Linked DNA regions of Mus musculus: region 2 is linked to region 1. The links are chromatin loops, found by intact Hi-C in ENCODE. Cell type or tissue: gastrocnemius. All regions are shown on one strand. Links, peaks and the distances in the headings refer to the core of each region. The heading gives the core; the rest is flanking DNA. Region 1 overlaps Gtf2f2 (general transcription factor IIF, polypeptide 2). Region 2 overlaps Gtf2f2 (general transcription factor IIF, polypeptide 2).

The links. Peaks named below come from ENCODE experiments on the same cell type or tissue, not always from the same donor. Only the 100,000 strongest peaks of a DNase experiment are listed, where the experiment ranks them.
Region 2: it touches region 1 in a loop (2.3-fold over the local background); 2 of 42 quality-filtered maps call a loop at or near these places.

The regions. Positions count from the first base shown.
Region 1 is chr14:75,998,250-76,006,587 of GRCm38, reverse strand. All of the region lies in intron 2 of Gtf2f2 (general transcription factor IIF, polypeptide 2), which reads left to right. Among named protein-coding and RNA genes, the nearest start is that of Gm36429, 8.3 kb to the left of the region's middle. In gastrocnemius, for the core only: no CTCF peak of the experiment used is centred there; no DNase peak of the experiment used is centred there.
Region 2 is chr14:75,895,355-75,903,692 of GRCm38, reverse strand. It overlaps Gtf2f2 (general transcription factor IIF, polypeptide 2), which reads left to right. Exons shown (of 8, transcript NM_026816.3): 8 at 6,040-6,756. The coding sequence ends at 6,159. It overlaps Gm52138 (a long non-coding RNA gene), which reads right to left. Exons shown (of 3, transcript XR_003951201.1): 3 at 6,823-8,338. Among named protein-coding and RNA genes, the nearest start is that of Gm52138, 8.8 kb to the right of the region's middle. In gastrocnemius, for the core only: a CTCF peak has its summit at 3,971 (motif pointing left); a DNase peak (open chromatin) is centred at 3,964; H3K27ac peaks cover 1,489 bases.

The DNA of each region.
Region 1 (8,338 bases), core at 218-8,217:
TGATCTCTTGGAACTGGAGTTATAGACAGTAGTTAAGCACTGTGAGGATGCTGGAAATTGAACCCAGGTCGTCTGGAAGAGCAGCTAGTACTCTTGACTGTTAGACTGTCTTCCCAGCCCTTGTCTAGCTACTTTTAATCCAACTCCACTGAGATTCTCAAGCCTAGTACTTCATTGAAATAGCTGTCATCTGTTACTAATGTCCCCACCTTTATCAATTAGTTTTTGTTTCATAACAAAACTTAAAAATTTTTAGTCACTTAGAACAAAAAATATTTTATTTGTTCAGAATTTTCTGGATTTTTTTTTCTGGTCAGGGCTGAGCTGGAAGGCCTTCTTGACTGGCCTGGCCTTGTTAAACATTGAGTGGCTTGGTATCAGCTGGGCAGGAGTCATCTGTTTCATCTCCAGCATATTCTTTCATATGGTGGTGAGAGTTCACAGTTGCAAAAGAGGGCCTACAAGTACAAGGGTACTTCTGTCTGTTCGCTAAAGTCTTATTGGCCAAAACCAAATTCAAGGGCTAGAAACAGATTTCAACACCAATTTTCTTTTTCCCTGTAAAAATTTTTATTACACATCTTATATAGCAGCTGTCTTGATTGACCCGCATCAGACTTGACAAGGCCGTAAAACTGGTATCCCATCCCATCAGGACAGCACTCTGCTGCCCTCTTCCTTCATTGTCTCCTATGGACCTTTTGCTAGGCTCCTGGATGCCCCATCTCAGCATCTTAGTTTACATGATCCCTCCTCTCAGTCATCAGTTCTTGTCTCTTTTCACTTTTTTTTTTAAAGTGGCCTCATCTCTTCTAGCTTTAAATGCCAAATGTTCAATCTCTTCTATATTCCTGCTTTGGTGTCTCAAGAGACTCTCAAGCTTAGTAATTACTTCCTGGTTCTGTCAGAAGTATCTGAGAATTCAACTTTTCAGGGACCATTTTAAAGCTGCCTCAAGAAAGACACATAGTTCTGGAGTTAAATTTTTTAGTTTTCTTACTTGATGAGACTTATCTTTAAGAAACTTGATACTTTTCATTTTTTCTCCCCTTAGTTCTTTGTTGTAAATTCCTTTTAAAAAGTCACAGTATTTCTCTATCCCTGACTAGCTATCAAATGAATGCGACAGAGACACTAGATTTTTTTTCTTCCTCCTCCCCCCCCCCACCCCCAAACAAGGTTTCTCTGTATAGCTCTGGCTGTCCTGGAACTCACTCTGTAGACCAGGCTGTCCTTGAACTCAGAAATCCACCCGCCTCTGCCTCCCAAGTGCTGGGATTAAAGGCATGTGCCAGCACTGCCTGCGCGACACTAGATTGTTTTTTTAATGGAGCTTTACTACACAATTCCTGGGTAGTCATTGATCTGTTTTAATCCTTTAAGCTAATCTGACTCCCTCCCAGCCCAAATCCCCAAGGTACTTGCATTTTATTATTGGCTTGGCTCTCTGGGCTGTGGGTGTATTCTCCCATGATGTCTCTAGGACCCCTTCCTTCCGGATCCCCATCCCCACCCCACACCCCACTGGTGGAAGTTCTGCCCAGCCATTGGCTGATCAGCTTTTATTGACAACTCAGAGAATAAATGGGGAGCAATGTTTACACAAACTTGAGACAGAAGATAGTTGGAATAAGCATTATAATGCCATGTCCAGATGGCAACAAGATATGGGGCAGAGAAATCAGCATTTGAATGCTACAAGGATAATCTTTACATAGTGCACAAAAACATTTTGCCTACACTTTGTCTTACTTGAAGTTCTGTCTTGAAGTTCTTTGTTTCTTGTGTGGTTGTGCATTTATACACTGGCCCCTTGTCCTCTGGTGGGACTTGTGTGTGGTGGTTGGTTTTGGGACTTACCTTTAAGCCTTAGCTTTCTTGTTTGTGAAGTGTGAATGTTAGCATTAATGGTTCTCCAATCCATAGGGCAGATTATAAGACAATACAAGCTTAGGACTTTGAAAACTCAAAGATTACATTCCTGTAAACCTGTACAAAGACCATGCTTGTTGGAGGAATGTCTGATCTCTCTTAGTGTGACAGACTGAGACATACAGGAACTAGGTTCAGGGAAGACGGGGAGCCCCTAGTACTGCATTGATCACTGAAATGAGATGTTAGAGGTGATGTTCAAGTGGAGATGGCTGTACTTGAGTTCTTCATTGGTGTAAGTGTCGGTCTTACTTACCGACCTGGGGTACTGATTGTGGTCAGAGGGAATGCCTGTCAGTCAGAACAACTCAGCAAGACTGAGACAGCTGAAGCCATCAAACTTTTTATACACCTATCAAAACAAAATATAATGGTGGTTGCCAGGATACAATCATGTTTGCAAGCTACATGGGCCATACTAATTTTTCAGCCAAGCTTCTATATCAGTAGTTCGACCCTTTGGGGCTTGGATGATCCTTTTACAGGGATCACCTAAGACCATCCGAAATGGGTATGTTTTACATTACAGTTCATAACCGTAGCAAAATTACATTTGTGAAGATCTTTTTATGGTCATTACAAGATGAGGAACTGTGTTTTAAAGGGTTATGGCACGGAAACCTGAGAACCACTGTCCTATGTGCTTTCACTGATTTCTAAGAGATACACAGATGGCCTGAAGTCTTCACTGTCTAAGGCAGTGCCTTGCTTTTTCAGGAACTAGTGCCCCAGCAGCCATGGAATCTAACTTGAAAAACCTATGATGCATGCCTCTCAAGGCAGCTAGACCAGGCCAACTCCACTACTCCTTGCACATTGGTAGGAAATTTCAAGCTACCTATTCCCTATATTTTAAAGCAGATGGCTTACATAATTGCATCTACTATTCATAGGTTAGCCATACCTACAGGCTTGCTTGGATCAGTCCCAATTGATAGCTTTCCCTGGGTAGTTATTGAAGTGTCCAGTTTCATGTCCCTGAGTATCCTAGTTTTGATAATAAATGGTGGTTACCTAAATGTTATTTTGTGCAATGTGTGTGTCATGTGTTACCAGCCCAAGTTTTTACGAACAAAATTGTATTGTTGGCCTTTGCACACACGAAGTCCCATAGAAAGACTGTGTATATGTGAGTTGTTTTTTTTTTTTTTTTACATAAGTAATACATTCCCTTTTGTTGTATTTAAAAAAAAATCACCTTAATACAAAATAAAAAAGTCATCTGTATTTCCCATTCACACTCTTTGGAGGTGGTGACAGTTTGGTGTGGAAGCCTCTAGATTGCATCCTGATTATTTTGGATATGTAACATATGGATGCAATTTTGAAGCATCTTTGTTTATTCCACTGAATTCTCAGACTCCTTAGGCTTGGGGTTGCTAATTTCAGAACATAGCACAGAACTGGGATTGTGTTGTCATTCGCTGTTGAGTGAGGCTCAAGGCTTTGGTTTATTATCACTGTTTTCCTTTATCTCTTCCCTTGACTACATGGCTAGTCCCCTGTTCCTTGGGTCTTTTTAGAAAGAAATCCTTAGTAGAAGTAACTTGAAATCACTTGAATAAATTACAGTGAAGAGAAAGTAAACATGCCAGAATTTCCTTTAAGGAGGGAGGGCAGTCTTTTAGTTGGTGTCTATCTACCCAAAATGACACATAGTCCTACCTTATAGAAGATGGAGCCTCTTTACTAATAGCACAGCTATATTAATCCCAGTTCCCTGGGATTGCTGGAGAGATGCTTGAAAACAGCTGGCCCCCAGTAGACTGCATTCTTCTGTGTGCCTTGCTCATATTCCTAGCTGATACATAAGTACTAAGTTCACTCTTGGTAAATGTAGACTGGCTGAGGAGTAGCTTAACAGTGCATGTGACTAAATTACTAGAGTTTCAGTCGATATCCTGCATATTTTAAGTCATCAGATTTTTATGGTTGTAAACTGACGTCTCCAATAACAGGTGCTTGTTTAGAATGAATTGAGGTGATGGCCTCACTCTTCTTTTTACCAGTTAGCTCACAGTGCAGACCTCATGTTTCGTTGCTCTTAGAGAGAGTGAGCAGCTAAGTTCACCCAGTGGAATGGTGGGAGGAGTGTTTCAGTAGACACCCATGAGGAGCATGGGACATTTGAGTGATTTAGGACTATTGAGAGAACATTCCAGGTAAACTATTTTAATATTTTTGTGACTACAAGATGTATGATCAGTTATTGATTCTTAAGAGGAGACATATCCAGTTTACAGTTGCCTGTGTATATGTGTTGGGGGATGTGTGGTATTGAATTTTTAAAACAAGAATAAAGGGTTTAGAAGGGCAGTATGGTACACTAGTTAGGTGTATGAATCTACCCAGAAGTCAGGTTGGAGGTTCAATCCTAACCTTGTCACCAACTAGCTGTGTATTTTGGGATAAGTTACTGTCTTTGTTGGGGTTTCATTGCTATGAAGAGACACTATGACTAAAGCAATTATTATAAAGGACAACATTCAGTTGGGGCTGGCTTACAGGTTCAGAGGTTCAGTCCATTATCATCATGGCAGGAAGCATGGCAGCATCCAGGCAGACTTGGTGCTCTAGAAGGAGCTGAGGATTAAACATCTTGATCTGAAGGCAGCCAGGAAGAGGCTCTGAAATTTCACACTGGGTAGAGCGTGAGCATTGGGAGTCCTTAAAGCCTAACCCCACAGTGTCACACTTCCTCCAGCAAGGCCACACCTACTCTAACGAGGCCACACTTCCTAATAGTGGCACTCTCCATGGGCCTATGAAGGGCTGAACCTATTTAAACAAACACAGTTACTTACTCCCCCCCCCCCCCCGTCTTCTTATCTGTTAAAAGGGAATGTATTAATTCCTCGAGTTCACTTTATATATTTAAAGTGCCTAGTTGGTAAGTCATAGCATATATCACAAACAGACTGTACAGTAGGCACTACGTGGTGCAAGTGGACCTCTCTATTCCAGTTTTCCTGAGGCCAAGGAGAGAGTGCTGCAGCATAGGCCAGAAGCTAGGAAGATCTACACAGTAAGCTGGGTCATCTCTGCACAGATAGGCTGTGGGGTGGAGAGACAGAAGCAGAAGGGAGGGAAGAAGCATGCAGCTGGGATCGGGGGCAACTCTCCTCAAATTTGGTTCCCATTTAGTACCTGAGAAACAGAGAGTGCAGCTGTGACCGTGCTGAGTGACTCCTAAGTTAGACAGTTGGACATAGGGCTATTTATGTAAGTAAGTTTTTGAGATGTCCTGATTCCCCCTGTACTTGGATTATTTTGCGCTTTTGGGCATCCACCTTCCCACCTGAGTTTACAGTCTGCTTTAGCTTCTTCTACATCTTGCCTCAGAGCACCTCAGTTTTCTCTGTTTGTGCTGCATTTTACCTATAATCTTGAGTCCTATACTTCTATGTCTTTTCAGAGATACTTGATTTCTAGCTTTATTTCTTAATAGACTTAATATCTCAGATCATTTGGGGCCTATTAATAATAAATGTCTGCAAATAAATCAATGAGATAAAAACCGAATGAATTCAAAATAAATTTACACTGCTGACAGCATTTAAATTGGCACAAACTGTTGGAAAGACAGTGTTTATGTGTATCTATACATAGAGCAACATAAGCAGTATACACATTACACAGTAATGCTGCGCACTACAAAATGGAGTTGTAAGTCACTATTCCCTGGTAGGTACTTTATAGCTAGCTCCGCATTGTTTTTAGTTCTTACTGCTGCCATCATAGACAGGCACAGGCACACAGAGTGAGACAGAGTCAGCCACTGACTGACTCAGCTGAGGATTGGGATAATGAGAGTAAAAGATGAATAATAAATAAAATATTCTTGCCCTGATCTCAGCAGTCTCATCAATTTCTAGGAATTTATCCCATGAACCAATGGCTTTTGAGCTTAATTGTTCAGGCAGCAGAAACCCTCCAGTGTGGTTGATGATTTCATAGTATTTGTTTGGTTTTCTTAATTGTCTATCTTTTTTTTTTTTAAACTTTATTTATTTATTTATTTTATGTATACGAGTACACTGTAGCTATCTTCAGACACACCAGAAGAGGACATCAGATCCCATTACAGATGGTTGTGAGCCATGATGTGGTTGCTGGGAATTGAACTCAGGACCTCTGCAAGAGCAGTCAGTGCTCTTAACCTCTGAGCCATCTCTCCAGCCCTTAACTGTCTATCAATGACAGTAAGAACTTATGCCTTTTTGGTGTCAGATCCAAGAAATACTTTGAAAGTGAAGAACAGAGATGTGATTTTTTGGGGGTGGGGTGGGGGTGGGGGAGGAGTTGTCTTGAGTCTCTGTGTAACAGAGTCCTGGCTGTTCTGGACTCACTTTCTAGACCAGGCTGGCCTGGAACTCAAGAGATCCTCTTGCCTCTGCATCCTGAATGCTGGAATTAAAGGTGTTGGCCACTACACCCGCCTTTTTTTTTTTTTTTTTTTTTTTAGCAAGAAGAATGAGTGGAGCTTGAAGTGTTGTGGGTGTTGGGAAATGGCTCAGAGTAGTGAAGGAGGAAGGGGAAATATGTAGTATTTTAATAAACTCTGAAGGTTGGGCCAGGTGTTTACCTCATTGCTTTCTGGAGATACTGTTATAAAACTAGTTGGTGTTGTCCATTTTGGCCACAGATCTTTAGACAAAAGATACATGATAGTTTTAATGTGGAACAATAAAGTCTTGTTTACTTCATTAACACATACAAAGGCAAAGGAATATGTATTTAATTTTTTTTTTTTCAAGACGGGTTTCTCTGTGTAGCCCTGGCTGTCCTGGAACTCACTTTGTAGACCAGGCCTCGAACTCAGAAATCTGCCTGCCTCTGCCTCCTGAGTGCTGGGGTTAAAGGCGTGCGCCACCACCCGGCTATATATTTACTTTTAAAAAAACTTTTTCAACAACAGCTTTTGCTTCCAGTGAAGTTAACCTGTCAGAGCTCATTAATCTGTCCTCATTCTAGCTAAATTGCTGCAGTAATTATGTAAAAAGGAATTACCCCTCCTTGTTCCCTAATTGCGTCTGGGTGATTTTCTAGTTTTCCAAACTGGAAACGGCAGTCTGATCTTTAACCCACCTTTTTCCACTGTTGCCCACCTCCAGTCACTCCCCCTGCTATCAGTTCTGACAGCTCCACATGTGCACTTCTTCCTCCATTTACCACCACCTGGGTCAAACCTTCATTTTAGTTTTTTTCTGGGACTTTTGTGTTCAGAAAGCCACATTCTTCACTGAAATATCAAGAACAGAACAAGAACAGTTTCTAGGCCACATCCTAACATTCATCTCTTCGGAAAGCTTGTGAGCTAGGCCTGCCCACATAGTTCACTGCACTTACATCATTCAACTGCTTTTCTAACCCAAAGACCACATTCGAACAGCCCAGTCCCTGGTACCAACTGTGTCTTAGTGGTGTCTATTGCTGTGAAGAGACACTGTGACCAAGGCACTGTGACCAAGGCAGCTCTTATAAAGGCAAAGTATTTAATTACAGAGGTTTCAGAGATTTAGTCCATTCTCATGGTTAGGAGCATGGTGGCACAGTGCTAGAGAAGTAGTTGAGAGTTTTATAGTTGAACCTGTAGGCATCAGGATGAGAGAGACTGGATTTGAAATGGGCTTTTTAGAACCTCAAAGCTTATCCCCAGTGTCAAACTTCCTCCAACAAGGCCACGCCTACTAATTCTTTTAAATAATGCTACTCCCCGGTGAATATTCAAATCTTTGAGTTTATATGGGCCATTCGCATTCAAACTACCACAGGTGGGTTCTATTGACTGAGGAAAATGCTCATGATAAAGATCTAAGGAGGAATGACTGAGATAATGCAAGAGTCTAGGGGAGTCAGATGTTGTCTGGCTGTGTAGTGAATACCACATGTCACCAGGCTATTAATTAATCCATTCCCAACTTTCTGAGTGGAAAACAGATTATGCTTCTGTTCTCTTGAAGGGACAACCCTGGGTGTTTAACATTCCCGGTTTCCCTAGTGCTGATCTGTGAGCACAAGGACCCTGTGCCTTCTATTTGTCGTATTTGACAAGATGCTTGTTTATATATAGTTCTTTATGGATTTAGCTATTTTCATTAGCTTGTGTCTTTAAACTTTTACTCGGTTCTTTGATAATTTCATTCATGTATAACATGCATTCTGAGAACCTCACTTCTTTAATCTACCACCCATATCACTCCTCCTTTCCCACATTAATGATCTTACTGTTTTGTGTTTGGTTTGCTCTTTGAGAGGTCTACTGTGTTTATCCAGGATCATCTGTATGACCATGTGTTTGGAACTATTTGTTAGAGCCTCATAGCTCCTCAGTGAGTACACAACTCAAGGCTGCCCCTCCCCCTGAGCTGTCTTTTCAGCTCCATCAACCTTGGGTTTTCAATCA
Region 2 (8,338 bases), core at 50-8,049, 100 kb after region 1:
TTTAAAAATACAAGCCATTTTGTATGTGTGGGTGCACATGTAGAAGTTTGAGGATAGTGTAGGAAAATCAGTTCTGTCCACCATGTAGATTCAGTGGATCAAAATCAGGTCATCAGACTTGCTACAGTACCTCTACCACTGAGCCATCTCGCCAGCCCCCAGTGTGCCACCTTTTGTTCAGAACAGACAGTTGAATAATTGGCATAGGTTTTATAGAGTAGGTTTGAGACACGGGAAAATCTAAGTACAACTTAGTGCCCATAGTTACATAGTCCTGCCCAACAAACAGTTGCTTCTTTGCAAAGTTGGTGTTCTATAAACAAAGCAGTTACGGCACTGTATCAGCATCTGAGTGGGATTGGCCCAGGACTCATGCTTCCTTTTCAGATAGGCCTAAGTAAAGATCAGAATAAATAGTAAAGATCTGCAGAAGTGGCTCAGCAGTTAAGAGCACACTGATTACTCTTCAGAGAGCCCAGGTTCGGTTCCCAGCAACCACATGACAGCTCACAACTTTAGGTCCAGGGGATCCACTGCCCTCCTCTAGCTTCTAAGAGTACCAGGCACGCGTGTGATGAACATAGATATATGCAGGCAAGTATATGCCTAAAATGAAAATAAATAAATTTGTGGCTGGAGAGATGGCCCCATGATTAGAGTACTTATGTTAGGGGTCCTAGGTTTGAGTCCCAGTACCCATATGCTGCTTCACAATGTCTAACGACATTTCTAGGGTATCTGATAGGCATACATACAGGCCAAATGCCACCCATTCACATAAAAGGTGCTCAAGCCAGACGGAAATCCCCATGTCTTCTTCAAGCTCTGAACTACAAATCCTGGCTTCCAGCTTCAGTTCTTAAGTAAAGATTGCTGCATAGAGACAGCTAATTTCTAACCTAACAGGCCTGGGGCAGTACTGCGGCTTGGACACAGTTGTTCTAACCTCAGCTGAAGAGGAAACTCATTATTGTGTCCTGATGTTTATTCCAGCACAGATAGATCTGTGGACAAGCCAGGAAATGTTTTCTAACAATGAAATACCTTTTTAATGAGGAGGCGAAATGTGTTTTTCTCACAATATGAGGTTCCTTTCTGCTTTTTAAGTAGTGTCATTGATGGTGGTCAGATGTGCAGAAAATAGAGCACAAGCTCAATGTGAGCAAAATATGAATGGAATTTCCCTATAACTGGTAACCAGGGTAAAGAGTGCTGTGCGTGTTCTTGCAGAGACCAGGAGAGAAGGTGTCTGATCCCCTGGACCTGACTGACATTCATATGGTTGTGAGCTACTAGTGTAGGGACTGGGAACTGAACTTGGGTCCCCTGAAAGAGCAGCCAGTGTTCTTAATGAGCCGCCTGTCCACTCAGTTTGAAAGTGTAAAGGTAAAACTGTGAGATCAGTAGCTGCCCTCTGCTGGCTTTTTAGTTCCCAGACAAGCTGCAGAGGTGAGTTTTCAGGCTTGCTGTCATATGGGACCAGTTTTCTTCATGAGAGAGTCTTGTTTATGTTGGGCTCTGTTCAAGAAGCATTAGCAGCAAAGAGAAAAAGCAGCCAGGGCTCTGCATCTGGGGTCTCCCAATCTCACCTCAGCTGCCTGAGCAAGACTGTTGCAGCATCAGAGAGCCTTATTTCTAGACTGGAACTCTCCGTAACTTTAATTATTGATAACATGTAGAGCCACACAAACTGCTGGGCTGGAAAATTAACTTTTCTTCCTTTTTTCACTGTGTAGTCCAGGCAGCCTTGAACTCAGTGAATAGTCTAGCCTGGCTCATACATGGCTTCTTCCCTGCCTCAGCCTCCTAAAAGATTTGCCAGCGCATGAAGTTTTATTTCAAATCATTCTTCCTAATTTAAAGCCTTGTTTGTAGAATAAACTCTGTGTGGACTGTAAGATCAGTGTACCTTAGTACTGAAAGTCACAACCATCACCACAATCAGCTTCAGAGCAGCTCCACATACACCCCAAATCTCCTGCCATTAGCAGTCACTCACCGCAAATCCTAGACAACTGTAGATCTGCTTTCTGCCCTACACCTCATCCTGAATAAGAATTCATATTCAGCTATTTTTCAGAATAAGTGACATGTTCTCCTTTATTAAGACTTGGCTGTCTGTTTCCCAGTGGTTAATGATTTCAGGTATATGTAATGGGTTGTTTTGTCCCAAATTAAACCATTAGAGTCCAAGTTCAGCCTGTTACATATACAAGGAACTATTCCAACATTGTCTTCAATACTGCCTTTAACCAAAGTTAAAGGAGCCACTTCTAATCCCAGCATTTGGGGGGCAGAGACCAGCCAGGGCTATACACGGAGACATTGTTTTAAAATTAAAAAGAAAGTGAACTTTATCTGAAACCTTCAGACCGATAAGACACTTGCCACTGCAGACAGATGAGTCTTTTTTAGCACACAGATATTAATGCAATAATTATCTGGGTTTTCAAGGTTTGAATGAAATGTAGAGACAGGCAGGGTTTTATCCTTTGACCATTTTCACTTCCCATCTGTTGGCTGCTTAGAGTTTTCAGAGGAAGAAACACAGCAGTGGAACCCAGAGAAGACCCAGGATAGGGGTGGGGCAGCAGTGAGGAGGAAAGAAGATAGCTGCAGGCCCTTGCTGCACAGAAGCCGGGCAGCACCTTCCCTCCTGTTCCCAGTTTATTCTGTCTGGAGGGCTGAGAGCATCTGGCCCTCTCTGGCTGCTGACTCCTGTGTGTACTTGATTTCTTAATGAGCAAGCCTGTGCCTCCAGTCACTGACTGCCTCATAAGTAAGGAAGTCCTTTGTTCTCTCCACTGCTCTGAAAGGAGTCAACTTACTCGCACAGAAAATTCTGTCTATAACAACGCCCTTCCTCTTGTGGTACCCCAGAAGACACACATTCCCCTGCACCACCTGGGCACACAGTGGGCACTTGCTTTAAGCTTTTAGGGCCAGTTTTTGTAACTAGATGCCAAGCAGGGTTTGTGATTAACTTACTGAAAGCCTTAGGAGTGGTAATCTCCCTGTCTGAGCTGTTCTTAATCAAGTTCAGTTGAGTTATTATTATGTAAATAATGCTTATCACTGAAATATCTGACAAAATGCAGATCAGGCTTCTTAGGTTTGGTAGAGCTGGAGAAGAAAAGAACTGCATTGGCTGGCTGGCTGGCAGCAGAGAAACTAAATCACAGGCTGCTTGCACCTAGTCCTAAAACTTCCTAAAATTTAAGGAAATTTGAAAACAACCCTGCAGAGTTGTGGCCTAGTCAGGTGCTATGGTTCTGATTCTGTTTTGTTACTTGACCAGGTGAGTAGAATGTGGTCATCTCATTCCCTCCTTGTAGTGAGTCCGTGGGCTACATTACCAAGAGAAAGAGGAGTGCATGGGAACGGCTGGTTTGTAGAATGAAAACTTTTTTGGTTGTGAGCTTAGCCTCTCATCACTGAACCCTCTCTCCACCCCAGTGAAGACTTTCTTACCATGTCATGTTGACCCCTCTTCTGGCTTTTCTGTTTTCTTGGCTAAGATTACAGATAAGCACAGAACTCGGAGTTAGAAGAGCTGCTTTTTTCTGGGTTGCTGAAATGCTCCTGGTGATTGCTGTTTGTGTTTGGGCCACTGCTATCCATCCACAACTGTGTGATTGTTTGTGCAACAGGATCTTAGCAGCCTCACAATGAACCATTCTTTGGAATTTTACAAAGATGTCATTCTTGGCACCTAAACTGAAAATCATTTGTGCCTAACCCATCATTTTCCATTTATGAATCCAGTTTAATTAGAAAGTAGTTTATGAACAGTGCCCCATTTTTCAAGTGTAATTTGAAATAGCAGATGGCAGACGTGCACATTACCTGCTTGCCCAAGCCTAAATGCTTACTCATTCACACTCATGCCTTTAGCAAAGCCAACTATAGAAGGTGTGGGAGGCAGGCAAACCGCCTGGGGAACCCAGGCCTCATTGAGCTCGTTGCTGCCACCTGCTGGGGCCTGTTTGTGGAAGGCTGTCCAATAGACAGATGCTAAGCTTTCCAGTGACCTCACCGAGCTCTAGTCTCTGCTGTTACATTTCTAAAAGACAAGCCTGGTAGTAGTGGTGCATGCCTTTAATTCCAGTACTCAGGAGGTGGAGGCAGAGGCAGGCTGATCTCTCAGTTCCAGGCCAGCCTGGTCTACAGAGAGAGTTTCAGAACAGCCAGAGTTACATAGTGAGACCTTGTCTCAAAAAGAAACAAACTTCTAGATGGCAGCCTATCTGTGGGTTAATGGATTGTGCTCCATTGTTTCAGATCAGCAGGTAGGGATTTGACTATTTGGTAACATGGCCCCTTGAGGTTCTGAGAACAAAGGATATCAAGAGCTCAAAATCCCTGGAGTGTGGGAGCTGTAACAGCCTCGGAGCAGATAGCGTGATCTTCAGAATCTTGGCTAGGGACTTGGACAGAGAAAGGAAGAACACAAATTTGAGCTCAGTCTGGACCGCCTAATGACACCATGTCTCAAAAAAACAAGGACAGTTTGGGTCTGGTGGCACTTGGAGGCAGAGCCAGGGAGATCTCCCCTAGTTTAGGGCAAGCCTGGTCTACATAGAATGTTGCAGGCTAGCCTAGGCTGTATTGTCAGACCCTATTTATAAAGGGAGGGGTCATAGTGGCAAATGCCTTTAATCCCAGTACTCTGAAAGCAGAGGCAGGTAAATGTCTGAGTTTGAAGCTAGCTGGTTTCATAAGAGAGTTCCTGGCCAGCCAGGGCTACAGAGTAAAATCCTGTCCATATGTGCACACACAGGGGTTTGTTAAAGATTCACACATAATGTGGTTTGGGTAGTAGTGCATTCGGTGCAAATATTATCTAGACAGGAGTTCTTCAACCATTAGTGCCTCTCGTTTTGGTGAATTATATATCCTCCTGCAGTGAGAAGAGCCATCTTGACATTGTGCCTAGTTCTTTGAAGCAGATACTCAGAAGTTGGATTGGGTGGGGTGTTTGTTAGTTGGTTGGTTGGTTGGCAGGACACATCACTTGTGAATAATTAGCTTTCTTTTCTAGAGGTTACTGTCATTTGTATTATTGGTCAATGGGTGCTTCAGTGGGCTTTGGCAAACAAAGGCAGGGTTTTGTAGTCCACTTAACACAGTCTTAATTTCCACGACTCCAGTAATCATTTGGGAAGCAGGTTCTGGGGACATAAAATAATGTAAGCCGAGCACAGGAAGCCTGCGCCCTCTCGTTCTTAGTCTTCTCTCTGCTATGGCAGGCTCGGGCAACACAAAGTTTCAGGCTACCCCTTTCCTTATTCCACAGGGAAGGGGTAGTCTGAAACTCAGAAGATCCATCTTAGGTCAGATGGGGTGTGGCTCACGATTTTATTCCCTGCACTCAGAAAACAGAGGCTCATGGAACTCTGGCAGTTGAGGCCTGTCTAGCATAATGAGATCCTGTCTTTAAAGAAAAGCATATCTTACAGAAGTAGGAGTTGTAGGTACTCATCATATGCTTGCTTGCTTGACTATTATTTCCTATCCCTACAGGGTGTGTCATTTATATGGATGCTCATAAAACTGTTGATTGTAGTCTGTGGACTGATTGTTAAGTCACTAAAGTCAAGAGCAGATTGCCCTCCATTGAATTCAGTAAACATGGAGCAGCCATTACAGTATATTTTCCTCTAGATTCCTCTCTGTTTAGGACTTCCAGGCCTTTGATGCACATGGTCCTGTGTTTAGTGAGGAATACGTTGTAGGACTAGAGAAATGGCTCAGTGGGTAAGAGCACTAACTGCTTTTCCGAAGGTTCTGAGTTCAAATCCCAGCACCCACATGGTAGCTCACAATCATCCATAGTGAGATCTGACGCCCTCCTCTGGTGCGTCAAAACATTGTAGAATCAGAAAAAGTTTGTTGAACCCTTTTATAGGAACCCCATTTGGGTTTTAAGGATGCTAGTTTTTGTTACTTGTGAGTATTTAGTGTATTTCATTTTAAGTGTTACTTCCTGCCTTGATAACCTCATCTGTGGTGCTTTTTTTGTTTTGGTTTGGTTTTTAGGGATACCTGAAAGAAATCTTGAAAGAAATTGGCATTCAGAATGTAAAAGGAATTCACAAGAACACATGGGAGCTGAAGCCGGAGTACAGGCATTACCAAACAGAAGAGAAGAGCGACTGAGAGACTCGTGTGCTAAAGAGTCAGTCACAGGCAGGCCTGGCCAGCCCACACCACAAGTTGCCTGCCTGCCTGCCTTGACAGGACAAAGACACCTGGGTCTACCACTCCTCTCAGTAAACTGTTAAAGCTGAGATTCCATAAAAGTTTCTTAAGTGTTTTCTGAAGAGAAAGATGTTATTTATAGACTAAACTCATGTTACACCATTCAGCGGGCATGCTGGCACATGAATGTGTCCAAAACTCAGGAGACTGAGGCAGGCAGGTGTGAGTTTGAGACCAGCCTGGAATACACAGCAAGACCTCCTCCATAGAAGAAAAAAATTATGGTATGGGTGGAGCTCTGGGAATTAAAACTACTTTTGTTTTTATTGGTTAACTTTGCAAGCGTAAATGGGATATCTCCTAAATGAAAATTTTGTCTCTGAGGAACTAAGGTAAGAAAGGAGAAAGGTGGGAGGCAGGGGCATCAGCTAAGAAATGATTACAGGAACACAGAGTCCAAATTCCTTCTGCAACTGAAGAGGGAACTTGTCCCTGTCTGCAGAGGTAATGTTTCACCTCCACACTTAAGTTAATAAAGAGATCTGTTCCCTTTGTACTAGATGGCAACTGTTATCACTGGCTGATTTTACCCTTGTGATACTGGAAAGAGAAACCGTCTAAACTCTAGACAGTTACTGTCCGCTTGGAGAGCTGGCTTAGTGGTCTGGGGCACACACTGCTCTTGCAAAGGATAGGAGTTTGGTTTCCAGCATCCAAGTCAGTTTCTTTCTCAGCTGTTTGTAATTCCAGCCTCAAGGGATCCATGCCCTCTTAGGTCTCCACAGGTCTCCGTGCTTATATGTCCATACATTCACACAGACACAGAAATGAAAATAATTTTTTTAAAAAAATCCCTTAAAATAACAATTGAAAATTAAGTAACATTCCAACTTCAAATTGTATCTCTCTAACCAGATATAAGCTCCTTGGAGACTGGCTTTAGCCTGAGAATTTTACTTCCCACTGTACGGGCAGGGGCTGACCCTTTGCTATCAGATTCTATTGCCAACTAAATCGGGGCTGTCAGGTGGTGCGCTGAGATAGCAAGGGCTGGCGCTGTCTCCCGGCACACCAGGACGCTCTTCTCGTCCTCAGTTGACTGTGGATGGAAACAGTCCATGTACATGATGAGTTTCTTCAGGACAGTGTCATGTGTTAACGCAGTCCAAAGTTGCTCCTGTAAAGCAGAGATGCTCCGACAAAGTAAGCACACAGAGAGGATGCTTAGAGAGAGGATGCCTGCAGCCAGGCGGTTCAGCTGCCAGAAATGTAAGAAAACGCAGAGTACTAAAAGCAAGGAAATAGTTTTTCATTAAGAGAAGGATCTTGCCATGTGATTTGCTCTTGTAAGGAAAATGTTGTCTTCGTCCTCCCACTATAAGCTACAGGTCTGCCTAAGGAAGGCAGTCCTAGTCACCACCCACCCTTAGTGCCTTACTGGCCTCATTCTGGGGTAGGAGCTAAATGTGGTCTGCCCCTTGTCGCCTCCTTTTTTAAATCTTTTATTTATTGTTTGACAATTTCATGCATGTATTCATTGATCATATCCACTCCAACCTCGCTCCCCTCCACTTCTTGATGCCTGGAAGCCTAGTGTCCAGAAGCCCGTGGGATGCTGTGAAAACTGCAGAGCCAAGTGTGCTGGGTACCTGCCACGTGCTTGGTAAATCATACAGTATGTACCTTCCGACAGAACTTGCCATTTTGTTCTGAGATGCTTCCCTGAAACATGAGGATGCCTCCTCTGCTCGGAGTTTGTTTTATAGATGCCAGTAACATCCTGATCTCATTAATAGAACATCCAGTCGGAAGTTACACTGGACTGGTCTCTCGATGGTCTTACCTCTGGGTTACCCTTTCTGTTTCTCTGTATCGGCCACAGCCTGTTAGCTTGCCTTTCATCTCGTCAGTGAGAATATTCCAAAGCCTAACTTGACTTCCCATAAATATCCTGGAACAGCTGGACTTCCCAGAGGCAGCACAGCCCTGGGGAGGGAACACAGAGTCAGGTTCACAACAACAGGAAAGGGATGTACTGGTACTTAGGATGTACCCACAGCACTGGTGGGTGTACTCCTAAGGAGCCTTTGTTAACTGGATGGAAAGAGGAAAGAGGTGGGCTCAGGGTGGGTTTGAT